2 separate regions of the Mus musculus genome follow, and region 1 is linked to region 2. Evidence: chromatin contacts called from ENCODE Hi-C or POLR2A ChIA-PET data. All regions are on one chromosome and are shown on one strand. Each heading gives the region's core, a stretch centred on a gene start or an enhancer-like site at or near the end of the contact. The rest is flanking DNA. Distances are from core to core; before and after follow the strand shown. Region 1 holds the start of Actn1 (actinin, alpha 1). Region 2 overlaps Actn1 (actinin, alpha 1).

Region 1 (5,686 bases), core at 2,511-5,010, 44 kb before region 2:
ATTTCCAGCTGTGATGTCCAGAGACTGTTGTTTTAGGTACCACTTCCAGGCTTTTCTGGTAAATCTGATATGGCCCATTTCCCTCACCTTGAAAACCTATCACCCCTCTACTTCCATGGTACAGGGGAGCTCCAAGCTCTCTCCTCTTCCTCTGCTAACTGCTTATCCGTGAGTTCTTGTTCTTTACTATCTCATTTATTTTCCTCTCTTTATTCCTTTCTCCCTTCCTTTCTTCTTTCTTACTATTCAGGAATCAAACCCAGAACCCAGTATATGTGAAGCAGGTGTTCTAGCACCAAGCCTCCCCACTCTACCTCGTTTTAAGTGTTGTGTGCCAAGGTTCTGCCTTTGCTCTCTTCTTAGTCCACACTGGTGTCTGTCGCTGCTGCTCTGCTCTCATAGTGTCAATACCACCCATACACAGACGATTCTCACATCTGTTTCCTCTAAGGTCAGACTATGAAGCCAGCCTGCTTTCTAGACAACCAACGCTGGACATGTGAAAGGCACCCCAAGTGTGTTCAAACTCAACCCACGGTCCTCCCCCTAAAACTTTGTATCTCAGCTCACGTGGTCAAACTTCCCACATTCACCAAATTTTCCAAATAACAAATCCTTGTCAGTTCTCGGCAGTAGAGAGAGAGATTTTGAGTCAGGAAATTCACTGTCATGAGGAGGCTGTTGTGGCTAATGTAGGATTCAAATAGCATCCTGGCTGCTATCAACTAGATGTCAATAATCACAACCATAAAATGACTCTGCCTTGAACTCAGAGATGTGCCTGCCTCGTCCTCCTGAGTGCTGGGATTAAAGACATGTACCACCACTGCCTGGCTTCATAAAATGATTCTTGACATTGTCCTTGGAAGAACAGAGCTTAAAATCTACTAGGATTGAAAGTCACTAGATTAAAGGCATGTATTTAGGTATCACCGTGCAGCTTGAACAAGTTTCTACTTTTTCAGGCTCTGGTTTATTTTCTGCTAGATGGAACTTAAATATTTGTTACAGGTAAACCTCATGGTCTGTTTTATAGTGTACCGTGAAAAAATTTGCTTCTCTTTATATCCAATTAAACTCCTGTTTGTCGCCCAGAATTGTCTCTATTCACATCTTTCCTAATACAGCCTGGTTTCGACAACAGGTCTTTTGGGTTGCAGCCAGCTGTTTCCCTCTGACTTCACAGGGCACACTAGGCCTTCCCTCTAGCCCTGTTTTCCTTTCTCTGTTACTGTTCGGGTCTAGCTACCTTGAGATGGTAGACGCGGAGTCTCCTGCGCCTGTGTGCTTGTGTGCTAACTTCCCTGGTTCCTCTGCCTGGAATAAGGACCCAAGCTCATCTGACTCTCATTCCTTCCCTAAAGCTTACTCAGGTTCTACCTGGAGTCTTCCTCCCGACAGGGCTCAGGGCTCTTCCAGGTTCTGTAGAACCACATCGGATCTCCCCGTGCTTCTGTCTCATTTGGGCACATCTTTGCTTCCAAGTCTGTCTCTGATGTACTTGTGGGGAAAATTGTGGATTTTTCATCATTATTAAATACACAGGATGTCTAGCTTGTTCCCCGACACGCAGAAGGTATTCGGAAAATATTTATGGAGTGAATGAGCAGATAGAGCACCATTATTGCTCTCTCTGTTAGGTTTAGAGCCATAGTTTAGAAGTGCTTATAAAATAGTCCATAAATCTGCTGTCTCTATCCCAGAAACAGTTGTTTCCTTGGCCGAGAGCTTAGAGAAGACACAGTGCTGACGGTAACAATGGCATGAACGTGTGTGGCTGACTCGTGACTGGGGGATCTGTTTACATCTCCACCATTGTGTCCTCTGTCAACCAGAGGTACTTTTTCCCCTTCCATCTGACCATTGTGGGCTTCAACTACCCCAATTCAGAACTCTTTCTGTCAGTAAACATCTAACAAGTAAACCTGTTAGACCACACTAGCCTCTGGATTAAACAGTCGTCCTACAAATACATCTGGCCTCCCTTTTCACATTTCAGAATCTTGGATTGAACTAACCACAGATTAAAAGTATCCTGAGGGCTGGGGATTGCTGACCCTGGAGACTTCATTTTCCTGTCAGGATTTTCTCAACAGCGTGAGTAGTCACATGACATTTCTTTTCCTTTTATGTTTCCCCCCCCCCCCTTTTTCTTTTTGGCTGCATGCACATCTGTGTGATAGTATTAGAAGCCCTGGAACTGGAGTTACAGATAGGACTGAGCTGCCATGTGGGTGCTGGGAATTGAACCCGGGTCCTTTCCTCTGAAAGAGCAGTCAGTGCTCTTAAACGCTGATCCATCTCTCCAGTTCCCGAGTCACATGGCTTTTCTATTTGGGAATGATTTAAAGTGTACAGTGGCTGTAAGTAGGTTACATATCAATCAATTTTGTGCTGTTCTATACATGTGAGGCATAAGCTCTTGCAGATTCTGGTATCTGCAGTGGTTCTGAAATGAGTCCCGAGTATTAAGGGATGCCTGTATAAATTAAGCCCTACTGGTACAAGAGGGATGTATCTGTTGTCCACACCAGAATGCAAAACCAACTGCAGGTTTCCTTGTTACTGATTTTCATACTCAGAGTCCCTCAAAAGACCACTAGGAATCCGGGCGGCTTCTTCCCAGAATGCAACAGTGCTGGACCAACACATTTCCACCCTCCTTTACTGAGCCCAGGGAGTACCGCTAGCACCAAGCAGTTTAGTTAGTCTTGCGCTGTTTCTTCCTCCTCCAAGGATAATAAGGTTTTGTCAGGCACAAGGTTACACACAAAATGGGCCTGTAGAGTCCATGCTGGTTAAGTCTCTTGTCTAGCTCTGCTCTTTGAGTCTCAGTTTCTCCATCTATTAGGTGTATGCATCTGCTAGGTTTATGATACAGGTAGACCATTTTAGGGCTCTTCCTAGTTTCAGCAAAGTGTAGGTAGGGAAGCTGTAAAAGTGGGGAAGGAGGAAACTAGTCTCCAGAAGGTAGCTTCAGCTGTGTTAGTCCACCGGGGAATACCTGCCAAGGAACCTGGGAAGCCGGACAGCCAAGCTGCCACACAAGAAGTCCGCAGCGGGCCAGTGCACGGAACCCTAGAGAAGTACCCAAGGATCCTTGGCGAGGCGGGAAACTCAGTGGGCTGAGAAATGCCAGCTAGCCACAAATCTGGCTCTAGAAGGACAGGGATCAGCCTGGTCCCGAGGGGCGGGGCGGGAGCAGTGGTGGAATCAGGAAATTCCTTTCTACTGTGGGCCCTCCCAACCCCTTTCCAGGGTGCCGACTTGTCCCAACCTAGTTTCCCCGAGAAAGAGAAAACGAAATATGCCTTGGGTTTCCCCGCGCCCTGCTGGGGTTTGTAGCTTGCGTGGGACCGCAGGAACACCGGTGCGCCGGAGTTCTGGGCCTTCCCGCCGGCAGGGAACGGGACCAATCCTCAGCGACTCCTCGGGCTCCGGAGCACAGTGCCATTTGGTCCCCGAGCTCTGGGAGGCGTCCCCAGGCTCCACTCCGGTTCAGCTTAAGGTGGTGTCACATGAGCTGCGGGGGAGTGGGAACCCAGGGAGTGGGCGGTGGCGTGCGCGCCCGGAGGGGGCCGCCCAGTCCACCTATATGCACAGAGACCCGCCTGACGGATGCCAGGAATTCCCAATGAGAGGCGCTGGGGGGAAGTTTGGGCAACTCGGCCTGGCCAATGGAGAACCTCGGGAGGGCTCTGCCCCTTCTCCCCGCCCCCGCCCGCCTCTGCTCCCGCAGCGCGAGTGTTCACTGAGAGCAGTGTGCGTGGAGATTAGGTCCGAGCGCGCGCCCCAGGAAGGCAGTCCGCGAGCTCCAGCCGCCGCCGGCAGCAGCAGCCTCTGCGAACAGAGCCGCGGCGGAAGCGGGCGCAGGGGAGCGAGCCCGGCCCCGCCAGCCCAGCCCAGCCCAGCCCGGCCCAGCCCAGCCCAGCCCAGCCCTGCCGACACCCTCCCCACACCCGGGCAGCAGCCGCCGTCGCCTGGAGAGAAGGTGGAGGAAGAAATCCAGCTCCTAGCACGCACGCACCATCATGGACCATTATGATTCCCAGCAGACCAACGACTACATGCAGCCTGAAGAGGACTGGGATCGGGACCTGCTCCTGGATCCGGCCTGGGAGAAGCAGCAGAGGAAGGTTAGCAGCCACCCCCACCCGCTACAGCCCTGAGCCCTGATCCGCTCTGGCCGCTGCACTCCTGGGCTCCGGGTTGGAAACCAATTCCCGGCGCGCAAGAGCGGAGGCGGGGACATCGCGGCCACTGCGAGGTGGGGTATTGAGTTACAGGCACCGGGCGGGAGAGCGGAGCACCCCTGCCCTGGAGCCCGCGAACAGTTCGCCGCGGCGCGGGGAGGTGGCGCCGCCGGAGGGCAAATCGCCTCAGAGCGGGTGGTCCGGGCCACCCCGGTGCAGCCGAAACTGTCTCCCCGTGGGCAAGGCGCGGGGGCGATGCTCCAGAGGCTGGGGCTGAGACTTAGGCTCCATGGCTGCTTACTCGGGATCGATTTTCTCCTTCCTTCTTTTTCCTGGCGCCTCCATATGGCGTGCGGTGGCAGCACGCTTCCTGGGCCGCCCCTGGGGCTCTGTACCATAGGGGCAAGCTGCCCCGACTACTGCGCCCCGAGCTGGGTCTGCAGACAGTGGGCAGAGCCGGTGTCGGAGGGTTTGGCGACCTCCTCGGGATCTACCTGGAAGTGGACGTTCCGGAGTGCGGCTGGAGCTGAGAATCGGGGGTCGTTCGCGGGCTCCTCAGGGCCTTGTGGGGGCGGGGTCAGGACGGTGAACGGTTTTATTGCTAACTCAGTGAACTGGTGGCTGCAAACCCTCACATCTGTGTTCTGCCCGGTTCTTTTGCTGGCGAAACGCGAGTTTGAGTAGCTTGGCTCTAGTTGGGCTCCTGGTGGAGAGACAGTCTCAGGAGATATTTGGGGTTGTTCTCCGAGGATCCACGGCCCTGTATCCTAGTCGCCATCAGCAAGGTTCGGGATATGCTGCCCCGTCTGAGCTGAGAAATTGGCGATGGGTCCGGAGCGTAATGGCTATAGGCAGGAAGAGGTCAGAAACCTCTCTTGCTTGGGGAGGGGGAGACATTAACCCTGTCACGGCTTCCTGCCTGAGCAGAGAGCGCGTTCCTTAGGCGGCCACGTACCCTGACCCCCCAACACCCAACTCCCGTTCAGTCCCCCCCCCCCCACTTCGTGATCTGGGAATGGGGGGGGGGGTGTACAGGATGGCGCGTCCCTCTGGATAGTGCGGTTAGGGCTGGGCTTGAGGGAGAATGCTCATGTCCAAAAATGGTAACATTCATTCCCTTTTTTAAACTTAAAAGGGGGGGAGTTTAGTGAGCCGGCTGAAGGTTTTTTTTTTCCCCCAGCTAAAGGCATCCTGTATTAGCTCACTCAGGAATCCTAAGCCCTGAAACGGTGCCCTTTTGCTCACTTCATCAGACCAGCAGAGGTAATTTAAAACACACCACAATGGGCTTCCTTAAACAGGCAACCTGGGGCCCTGCCCCTGTCTCTTACTGCAACAGCAACTTAAGAGCGTCTCTTGGCTTTGAACTGACTTCTTTGTAATGTATTAGTAGCTTACAGACACCGCCCTCTTCCTGTCAGCCCCCCCCCCCCTTTTCTGGAAGGACTGAGGGCTGAGGGTCTTTCCCCCTTCTTCACTCTCGAATTTATTTC
Region 2 (5,535 bases), core at 1,090-3,589:
TAATCTTAAAAGCCGTTAAGTAATGACATTATTTATCCCCTTTGTCCGGCCAGGCAATTGAGGCCCAGGTGGATTAAATAAGGTTACTCGGACCAGCTGGGTTGGCATTTTTAAGCATCTATCAGTCTGCTGTGGACAGAATACTGACTATGGGTCTAGTTAGCCCCATTTTACCTGTGAGGATCTCAGGCTGAGTTCATTGCCCATAGAGTCAAGGCTAGTGAGAGGTTAGGTTTAGTCCTAAAGCTTAGCCTGTTTGGCCGTCTGTACTCTGAGTTTCCTTGACCCCAGCACTCATGCAGGGATGTGGGGTGGTGGGCTGGGTGACTTAGAGGGCAGAAGAGAGCAACCAGTGGTTGAGGACTCTTTCACAGCAGCTTGCAGGTGGGTGGAAAGTAAACAGATCTGGGTGGAGCTGTTGTGTGGAGCTCTGCCTTTTATCTGTGGGTGAACCAGTTGCTTTGAAAGGCTGGCAGACCGCCCTTAATAAGCTAACCAGACACTCCTGTTGACATTACCAGCACACCAGGCATCTGAGATCTCTCTGGACAGGTCTCTGCTTAGAAAAACTACCTAGAACACGTGCCCTGGCCAAACTGGCCGCATGTGGGTGGACTCTGAGGGACTCTGGGGAGTGACCATCCCCATGTCAGCTGGCAGGTGGAGCAGGGAACTTAAACCCAAGCACACCAGGAACTCTGGCCACAGCTGGGGTCTGGCTCTGTCCAGTATCCATGGCATCTCAACTAGCATGGTGCTTGCTGGTGGAATTGAAAGACTATAGTGTCCAGTGAGGGTTCGTTTGTTTGTTGGTTTTGCCTGGACCTGCTGGCTCTGCTCCTGGGAAGGAAGATCCCAGGAGAGGAGCCAGTTTGTATAGGAAGTCCCAGACCAACCTCAAGAGGCTTAATTTCTCCTTTGGGGGTTCTGGGACCATGTGGCTAAGGGGCTATCCTTTGACTCTCCCCACAATTAATCATTGTAGACTTAGCTGTGGGGGAAATGTGTTCCAGATGCCAGATTGTCCTCTGTCCCTGTGTCTAGTTCTGCCTTTTCTTAAAGGGTTTCACCTCTTACTTATTAAGGGAATGTTTTTAGAGCTTTCTGTCTCTCTCATACGTAGGCTTTTTGTTTTATTTTGAGTCAGGGTTTCTCTATGTAACCCTGGATATCCTGGTACCCCTAGTCATGCTGGCCTTGAATTCACAGAGATCTGCCTGCCTCTGCCTCCCGTGTGCTGTGATCAAAGACGTGTGCCCACTGCACGGCTGTCATATTCTCTCTGTGTATGTATGCATGCATGTATTTAGGAGGCAGGATCACATATAGTCCAGGCCATCTCCAACTTAACTGTGTAACTGAGGAAGACCTTGCACTGATCCTCCAGTCTCTAGTCGTGGGGTTATAAGCCTAAGTCACCCTCTCCAGCCTCCATTTGTTTAAATGTGAGAGAGTTTTCCCTCTATCATGGAAGCCATCAGTAATACAGTAATAGCCTAGACACTCTCTTCCACCAAATGATCCCAGAGAAACAGGAAGTCTCTTCCGTCTCTTCCCAGAAGCTTATGATAATGTTGTAATTTACACACTTCAGCCAGACTCTCTTTACATTTGGATGGGTTTTTAAATAGATAATGACAGCGTGTGGTGTAACATTCAAAAGAAAACAAAAGGATGCTCTGCAGAAAGCAAACAGCTCTCCCTCCCCAGTTCCAAACCTCTCTTCCTCCACCCTAGAGCCAGCCACGGTTCCCATGGCCTCCTGGGTCCTCCAGGCAGAGTCCAGCTTCAAGCTTTGATTTGGTTGGTTTTGTTTTTCATTTTCTTGAGAGAGGGTCTCACTATATCATCAAAGCTAATCTCAAAACTGAGGATTCTCTTTCCCCAGCCTCGGGAGTGCTGGGATTAGAGGCATGTCCCACCAGTGTTCCCTGGACACCAAGGTTTAGCCCGTCCAGTACACTAGTTACAGTTATTTGCTGGGCCAGGAGGGTCAGGGAGCTGCAGTCTTGAGACCAAAACATTGGTCATGTTTTGAGTCCCTTGAGGTTAAACCACCAGTCTCTGTGGAATTTACTGGAAAGAAACTACAGAGAAACAAAAGATTGTTACCAAGTGTTCTATTCAGCTGAGTTGTCCAAGCACCAGATGGATGATGGGATTTCTGGGCTGAGAGAGGTTAGCTTATCAGAGGTCACGTGCCTAGCTGAGCCAGGGCAGGCCCATGCTTCCTGACTGACAGGAACAATAGCTTCCCTGAAGTGAGCCAGGACTGCTAACCTTGGTTCCAAGAGACAAAGCTGTGTCCAGGAGAGGTGTGGCCGGCAGGTGAAACCTAGGCCTGTGGTAGGCTGCTGCTGTTCTGTTCCTGCCTAGCCCGGTCTCATTTGGCTGTAGAGCATTGTTTACTCTGTCCTGGTGTCACTGGGAGCCTCTCTGGTCAGGTCACTTGAGCGTGGACAGCCTGGATTGTGGATGGGGAAATAAATGTCTAAAAGAAGAGGCTTGCCGTGGGAGAAGGCAGAGAGTGTAACCAGCCAACTGTATTTATAGGCAGTCGGGCCAGGAGAGCAGCTAAGGATCCTGGGAACTTCAGTTCCTGGAGCACCAAGTGTGTTTGCATTTGGACACATTTGGTCTTAGTCATTTGTCATGTCTGTGTGATTGCACACAGCTCTAACCCTGTGTTTATAAGCAGTAGTGCATGCTATCTTGTTTCAGACTTCTTTGTTAATTACACATTCTTATGCTCACGTTATTTCAGAACCTATCATATTAATCATCTACTATGTGGGCACATATGGTGATTTACTTAACTATGTGCCTTATTATTACAATTTGGTGTCTTCCTGGTTTTCTCCACCTCAGTTAGGCTAAGGAGCAAGTTTTCATGCATAACACCTCTTCTTTCTTTCTTTCTCTTTATCTATTTATCTATTTCATTTATATGAGTACACTGTAGCTGTCTTCAGACACACCAGAAGAGGGCATCAGATCCCATTACAGATGGTTGTGAGCCACCATGTGGGTGCTGGGAATTGAACTCAGGACCTCTGGAAGAGCAAGCAGCCAATGCTCTTAACCGCTAAGCCATCTCTCCAGCCCCTAGGCCTTTTCTTTATTTGGCATTTTATACCCAGGATAGAGTCTTCGAATTGGGGTGTATAGTTCAGGCCTGTTGTGGTTCACATTGGCAAGCTGATTTCCTCTAGAGTTGTAACCAGTCAGCCTGCACACAGTTGTATGGGGGGTGGGGGTGGGGGACTGCCTCGCACACCCTCTGACAACTGGAATTAGCAGGAACTCGTTTTGCAAATATAATTGCTTTCCATTGCTGTGATAAGCACCAGGACCATGAGGAACTTGGGGAGGAAAGGATTTATTCTGCTTCCACGTCCCGATCACAGTTCATCAGTGAGGGAAAGCAGGGCAGGAGCCAAGGAAGATGGCCTCTCATTGGCTTTCTAAGGCTCACGGTCAGCTACCTTTTTTTATATGTCCAAGGGCTGCCTGCCCAGAGGTGGCACTGCCACAGTGAGCTGCCTTCCCACCCCATCAATCAATAGTTTAGAAAAGGCCCCCATAGATCTGCCTGCAGGGTAACGGGATGGAGGCAGAGCCTCAGTTGAGCTTCTCTCTTGCCAGATGATCCTACCTTGCGTCAGGCTGATCAGCTAATCGGCACAGTGAGCTCACCTGTTGTTTTAATTCACAGGGCATGACAGGATGTGTATAGCCATCTAATGTCCTTTGTGAGACACATGGGCTGTTGATCAGTTCCAGCTGAGGAGTCGTCTCTCTGCCTCACAGAATGTCAGCCCTCTCCTCTACCTTTGATAGAAATGCCCACAGCTCTTGCTACTAGATTCTCAAATGGCTGATGTCACTCACCAGTGTTCTTTAGGAGTGGTAGACACAGGTATTACTTGGTGCTTACCAAATGCACCACATATTGTGTTTGTATATAACATGCATGCAGACTTAGAAAGGTCCCATGCTTTCCCACTGTGGGAGCAGATACCCAGTGAGACTTAATTTAGACTTCTTGGCTGCTAATTCTTTTTTTTGTTTGTTTGTTTTTTTGTTTTTTTGTTTTTTTTTGGAGGCAGACCGGGTCCTTGTGGCATGCATTATATTTTCAGTTGTAGCAGTGTTTAAAGATTGAGCAGTTCCACATAGAAGTCTAGGTTTCTGGCTCTTTTCTTTTCCTTTCCTTTCCTTTCCTTTCCTTTCCTTTCCTTTCCTTTCCTTTCCTTTCCTAGCACCACTGTGAAGATCCAAGGAGTTAAATGTGACAAAACGCTCAGAAGAGTCGTCCATCCCATGCATGCACGCACATGCATGCTTCGTAAGCACAGTTGCTATCATGTCAACTGTGGCATGTATGTTTGCTTCTATTAGACCAGATTCTCTACAAGGCGTGCTTTAGGGTTGTCTCCATTTTGGATAGACGGTTATTAACATCTAGTGGGTAGGGGCCATGATGGGTGTTGAGCATCTGATGTCTAAGACCACGCTATTCCTCCAGCTGCAGAGTATTCTGACCTCAGACCCTGAAGTGTCAGGGTCAAGTACCCTGCTTACATACATGTGTGGCTTCACCGGTCACTCTGGTCTTACCAATGCTTTCAGGGGCTTCCTGGACTTTTGTAGAATTGCCATCATAAAGGGACTTCCTTACTCAGCTGGGGGACAGCGGAGGTGGGGTGGGGTGAGGGGGTAGCTGTGTGAACCCCTTCAGCACATTCACACAGTGTCCTCCTCTGACGTATGACATGTCCAGCTCTGGGTCCCTCAGTCCACCGAGCTCCGATCTTTCCTGAAGCTATCTGTCCTTTATCCTCCTGAAAGCAGCTGCCTAGGCTCTGTGTCGCAGTCATCTTCCAGATATGGTCATGGAGAGCTGCAGAAGTGAAGTCACCTGCACGGGGTCATTTGGGTACAGCTGCAGAGGCTCCCTGTCTCTCACCAGCTGCCTGTTCTGCCCCGGGGCCGAATCAGGCATGCTTCTTTGACTATGGACGTTGAGATGACCTCCTCAGACATGTCTTGTCTCCTGCTGGTCAGAGGCCCAGTTCCTGAGTCCTGTTCCTTCTGCCCATCTTTTTCTGGTCTACTTCCCTCCTGGGTGGTCTCCAATCTCTTGGACATTCACCCACTAGCCCCCTTCCTCACCTCTCACCGCCATGCTCCCCAGGGAGGCTGTCTCTCTCTTGCCAGCACTGCTGATGCTGGAGGGGCTTCCCAAAACCCATGTGGCTTTCATTTTCCAGTGACTGGTTTTCAGTGGAATGTCATGAAATTTGGCTCACTTGAAGTTTCAGCCTTGGTTCTACACCCCTTCCCCACCCTGCCCCGCTATCCCTGAGCCACAAAGCCATATCATTCTGGGGAGCAGAAGTTATGAGGAAGTTAGAATCGGTGTCAATGGCCCGAGGAAAGACACTTAACCCTTTCTGGTCCTGTGCCCTCCGTTATAAAATGAGGATGTTGAACTCAACATCTCTTCAAGCCTAATGCCATTGATGGAGTGTG

The links. A loop is a pair of places that touch in the nucleus more often than their neighbours do. ChIA-PET counts read pairs that join two places held with the same protein, here RNA polymerase II (POLR2A).
Region 1: a loop to region 2 is called in a map of heart, with 3 times the contacts of the local background. The contact joins the promoter of Actn1 here to the enhancer-like site in region 2. A Hi-C loop is called at or near these places in 12 of 37 maps with a recorded cell type or tissue (Patski, T-helper 17 cell, gastrocnemius and 4 more). POLR2A ChIA-PET finds 5 or more read pairs at or near these places in 4 of 5 experiments (Patski and embryonic stem cell).

What each region holds. Positions count from the first base shown.
Region 1 is chr12:80,258,437-80,264,122 of GRCm38, reverse strand. It overlaps Actn1 (actinin, alpha 1), which reads left to right and starts at 3,760. Exons shown (of 21, transcript NM_134156.3): 1 at 3,760-4,136. The coding sequence starts at 4,032.
Region 2 is chr12:80,213,380-80,218,914 of GRCm38, reverse strand. All of the region lies in intron 1 of Actn1 (actinin, alpha 1), which reads left to right. Among named protein-coding and RNA genes, the nearest start is that of Actn1, 44 kb to the left of the region's middle. Within about 2 kb of position 2,339, at least 1 of the 3 ENCODE cell types and tissues checked has a DNase peak (open chromatin) inside an H3K27ac peak, as active enhancers do; it is heart, where a contact is called at or near this core.